2 separate regions of the Homo sapiens genome follow, and region 1 is linked to region 2. Evidence: read pairs that join two places in POLR2A ChIA-PET (ENCODE). Cell type or tissue: Caco-2. All regions are shown on one strand.

Region 1 (2,500 bases), 180 kb before region 2:
CTAACATAGGAACAAAGACCTGTACTCACCTATTTAGAATTCAAATCAGGTTCGTGATTGCGCTCTTAAAAAAAAAGAAAAAAAGAGAGAATACAACCAATATGCTAATATAATATCACTTGAGCCTAGGAGTTTGACGCTGCAGTGAACCACAATCACCCCACTGCACCCCAGCCTGTGTAACAGAGCAAGACCTGGTCTCGAAAAATAAATAATAAAGTATGTGCTAATATTATGTAATAATTACATATAACATTAGCAAAATTTGTTGAGTATCTCTGTGACAGGCCTATAAAGCTAGGACTACAGTGCCAGTTAGAGTTTAGGCCAGGCTCACTGATGTATGCCTGTAATCCCAACACTTTGGTAGTTTGAGGCAGGAGGATGGCTTGAGCCCAGGAGTTCAAGACCAGCCTGGGCAAAATAGCAAGACCCCATCTCTATAAAAATTTTAAAAAATTAGCTGAGCATGGTGATGTGCACCTGTGGTCCCAGCTACTCAGGAGGCTGAGGTGGGAAGATTGAGCCTGGGTGATCAAGGCTACAGTGAGCCATAATCATGCCACTGCATTCCAGCCTGGACAGTAGAGCTAGACCCTGACTCAAAAAAAAAAAACAAAAAAACATAGAGCTTAGAATTTGGTTGTTGATCCATATCTTGAAGGAAGAGAAGAGTGCCAAAAGACTGATTGGTACAAACTGATAGGAAGTCACAAAGCGTGGTCTCAGAACATTAAGTAAAGACAAAGCCAGCTGGGCACGGTGGCTCACACCTGTACTCCCAACACTTTGGAAAGCCAAGGTGGGAAGATTGCTTGAGCCAGGAGTTCAAGATTAGCCTAGGCAACATAGCAAGACCCCATCTCTATAAAAATTAGCCAGGCAGCCGCCCCGTCTGGGAAGTGAGGAGCGCCTCTGCCCGGCCGCCCCGTCTGGGATGTGAGGAGCGCCTCTGCCCGGCCGCCACCCCGTCTGGGAAGTGAGGAGCGCCTCTGCCTGGCCGCAGTGCAATCTTCCAAGTGTGAAGTGACAGCCTTTCTGCAGGTGTACCCAACAGCTCTGAAGAGACAGCAACCATCGAGAACGGGCCATGATGACGATGGCGGTTTTGTCGAAAAGAAAAGGGGGAAATGTGGGGAAAAGAAAGAGAGATCAGATTGTTACTGTGTCTGTGTAGAAAGAAGTAGACACAGGAGACTCCATTTTGTTCTGTACTAAGAAAAATTCTTCTGCCTTGGGATGCTGTTAATCTATAACCTTACCCCCAACCCCGTGCTCTCTGAAACGTGCTGTGTCCACTCAGGGTTAAATGGATTAAGGGCGGTGCAAGATGTGCTTTGTTAAACAGATGCTTGAAGGCAGCATGCTCGTTAAGAGTCATCACCACTCCCTAATCTCAAGTACCCAGGGACGTAAACACTGCGGAAGGCCGCAGGGACCTCTGCCTAGGAAAACCAGAGACCTTTTTGTTCACGTGTTTATCTGCTGACCTTCTCTCCACTATTATCCTATGACCCTGCCACATCCCCCTCTCCGAGAAACACCCAAGAATGATCAATAAATACTAAAAAAAAAAAAAAAAATTAGCCAGGCAGGAGGGGTAGTGTGTGGGTGTGTACCTGTAGTCCTAGCTACTTAGGAGGCTGAGGTGGAAAGATCACTTGAGCCCAGGAGTTTGACGCTGCAGTGAACCACGATCACTCCACTGCACCCCAGCCTGTGTAACAGAGCAAGACCTGGTCTCAAAAAATAAATAATAAAGTAAAACATTTTCAGACTGGCTAACAAATGAAAATCCAGTGCTATGCTATTTATAAGAGGCATAGCTAAAACTAAGATTTGGAAAGGTAAAAATAAAGAGATAGTCAACTGATCTTTGACAAAACGAGCAAAGGGAATACAATGGAGAAAAGATAGTCTTTTCAACATGGTGCTGAAAAAATTGGATATCCATCTAGACACAGACCTCACGTTCTTCACAAACATTAACTCAAAATGGATCCTAGACCTAAATGCAAAATGCAAAACTATAAAACCCTTAGAATATAACATAGGAGAAAATAAAAATAACCTTAGGTTTAGGAATGACTTTTTAGATATAACACCAAAGGCATGATCCATGAAAAATTAATTGATAAGCTGGACTTCATTAAAATAAAAAATTCTGCTCTGTGAGACACTGTCAAAAAAAGGCAAGCCACATATTGGGAGAAAATACTTTCAAAAGACATATCTGATAAAAGACTATTATAGAAAACATAAGGCTGGGCACGGTGACTCATGCCTGTAATCCCAGCACTTTGGGAGACCAAGGCGGGCAGATCACCTGAGGTCAGGAGTTCGAGACCAGCCTGGCCAACATGGCAAAACCCCATATCTATTAAAAGTACATTTGTATAAGTATATAATACATATTTACATGCCTATACAGTTAGACCTAACTTACAAATGGTTTATTCACGTATTTGGCAACTGTTACTTGGGCATTTACCATGTAACA
Region 2 (2,500 bases):
GGAGACCATCCTGGCTAACACGATGAAACCCTGTCTGTACTAAAAATAAAAAAACTTAGCCGGGTGTGGCGGCGTGCGCCTGTAGTCCCAACTACTCTGGAGGCTGAGGCAGGAGAATGGCGTGAACCCAGGAGGCGGAGCTTGCAGTGAGCTGACATGGCGCCACTGCACTCCAGCCTGAGAGACAGAGCGAGACTCCATCTAAAAAAAAAAAAAGAAAATCACTAAAACGGTAGATTTTAAGTGTTCTCACCACACACAAAAAATATATGTATGTAAGGTAATGCATATGTTAATTGGCTCAATTTAGCCATTCTACCATATATACATATTTCAGAACATCATGTTGTATACCTATAAATACATACAGAGCTTATTTGTCAATTTAAATTAATCAAAGAAAGGAGAAGAAATCTTGGCCTTGCCTCTATATGGACAAGGTATTCACCTAATGTGTTCTTACTCTCCACAGCTAAAAATGTAGATGATTGAATTATTTAGAGGTAAAAAATGGGAGGCACACAAGTTGAAAACAAAATACACAACAGTTTTCAAAATGAATTGCCAATCTTTAAAAATCAGACTAATGATTAAAAGTCAGATATGAATTTCGGCTGGGCGCTGTGACTCACACCTGTAATCCCAGCACTTTTGGGAGGCTGAGGCGGGCAGAACACAAGGTCAGGAGTTCGAGACCAGCCTGACTAACATGGTGAAACCCCATCGCTACTAAAAATACAAAAGTTTGCCAGGTGTGGTGGTGCGCTCCTGTAATCCCAGCTACTCAGGAGGCCGAAGCAGGAGAATCGCGTGAACCCGGGAGGCAGAAGTTGCAGTGAGCCGAGATCATGCCACTGCACTCCAGCCTAGGCGACAGAAAAAGACTCTGTCTCAGAAAGAAAAAAAAAAAGTTAGATATGAATTTCTAGCTTCAGAATTTCTGGAATCTCCTGGTTAAAAAAAAAAAAAAAAAAAAGAGGCCAGGTGCAGTGGCTCACACCTGTAATCCGAGCACTTTGGAAAGCTGAGGTGGAAGGATCACTAGAGCCCAGGAGTTTGAGACCTGCCTGGGCAATATGGTGAAACCCCATCTGTATAAAAAAAAAAATAATAAAAAAATTAGCTGGGTGTGGTGGCAAACACCAGGAATTTGAGACCAGCAATATAGTGAGATCCCATATCTACAGGAAAAAGGAAAAATTTTTTTTGTTTTTCCTACCTAGTCCCAGCTACTTGGGAGGCTGAATTGGGAGGATTGCATAAGCCTGGGAGGCAGAGTTTGCAGTGAACAATGATTGTGCCACTGCACTCCAGCCTGGGCAACAGAGTGAGACCCCCATCTCTCAAAAAAATGAAAGTGAAGTATAACACTGGCTCATATTTCTGCGTAGCAACAATCACCTCGCCATGTAGCATCTGCCCCTTTGAGATGAGAGTAGTAGGCACCACTGTCCCCAGCTGGTTCATTCACTTATATTGCCTGCTTGACTTCTGTAATATCTGAATTCGTGACCCCTGGACTGGGTCGTCTCTGAGATGTCTTCCAGTTCTAAAATCATACAGCTGAAAATTACCCTATAATTTATTACCTAGGACATTTTTTCCAACAGATTTCTTGGAGAATTTAATGACTTTTAAGCAATTTATATCTCATTGACTTGCTTTGTCTTTTATAGCATATATATTAATTTTGCATTGTTGCTGCATATAAATTATCTAAGACTGTTAGCTTCTTGAAGGCAGGGATTGTGCTTTTCTCTTGCTCAGCATAACGTGTTGACTAAAGAAAACAAATTATTTCATTGAAAACTATTTTCGTGTAATTTATGATGTGTGTGTGCTCATAAACAATTCCTTTGAGTTTTAAATTTGGTTTTCTTATACATTCAATGTCTTTTAAAAATTGTTGTTTATTAAATGTGGAATAGTTGTGTAGGTAAAATACTTTATTAAACGATGCTAAAAAAACTATAAAGGACTACTTAAATAAGCTATTAAAAGTATATTTGTGATATATAAACCCACAAGTTAATATAAACTTATTGTGTAAGTTTATATAATAAACTTAGTTTGTCTAGGAATACATATTTTTAATTTCATTTTTCCTTTCATCTTTTTTTTTTCTTTTCTATACAGTATCGGGAAAATTGCCTGGCAGCAAAAGCACTTTTTCCTGACTTCTGCCTACCAGCTTTATGCCTCCAAACTCAGCTATTGCCATACCTTGCTCTACTAACCATTCCAATGAGAAATCAAGGTAATAACATAGGTTTTTCTTTTCTTTTAAGAAGTAGGGTTTATTTATTTATTTATTTATTTTATTTTTTTAGGGGGAGTCTCTACTGTCCAGGCTGGATTGCGGTGGCACGATCTCGGCTCACTGCAACCTCTGCCTCCTGGGTTCAAGCAATTCTGTTCCCTCAGCCTTCTGAGTAGCTGGGACCACAGGCACGCGCCCCCACACCTGGCTAATTTTTGTATTTTTAGTAGAGATGGGGTT

The links. Peaks named below come from ENCODE experiments on the same cell type or tissue, not always from the same donor. Only the 100,000 strongest peaks of a DNase experiment are listed, where the experiment ranks them.
Region 1: POLR2A ChIA-PET joins it to region 2 with 10 read pairs; 2 of 35 experiments call an interaction of 5 or more read pairs at or near these places.

Annotation. Positions count from the first base shown.
Region 1 is chr5:69,219,623-69,222,122 of GRCh38, forward strand. The region is part of intron 1 of KGD4 (alpha-ketoglutarate dehydrogenase subunit 4); the gene reads left to right. Among named protein-coding and RNA genes, the nearest start is that of KGD4, 3.1 kb to the left of the region's middle. RefSeq lists an enhancer at 363-987. In Caco-2, no CTCF peak of the experiment used is centred here; a DNase peak (open chromatin) is centred at 1,369.
Region 2 is chr5:69,397,913-69,400,412 of GRCh38, forward strand. RAD17 (RAD17 checkpoint clamp loader component) reads left to right here. Exons shown (of 19, transcript NM_133338.3): 17 at 2,137-2,257. Among named protein-coding and RNA genes, the nearest start is that of MARVELD2, 16 kb to the right of the region's middle. In Caco-2, no CTCF peak of the experiment used is centred here; no DNase peak of the experiment used is centred here.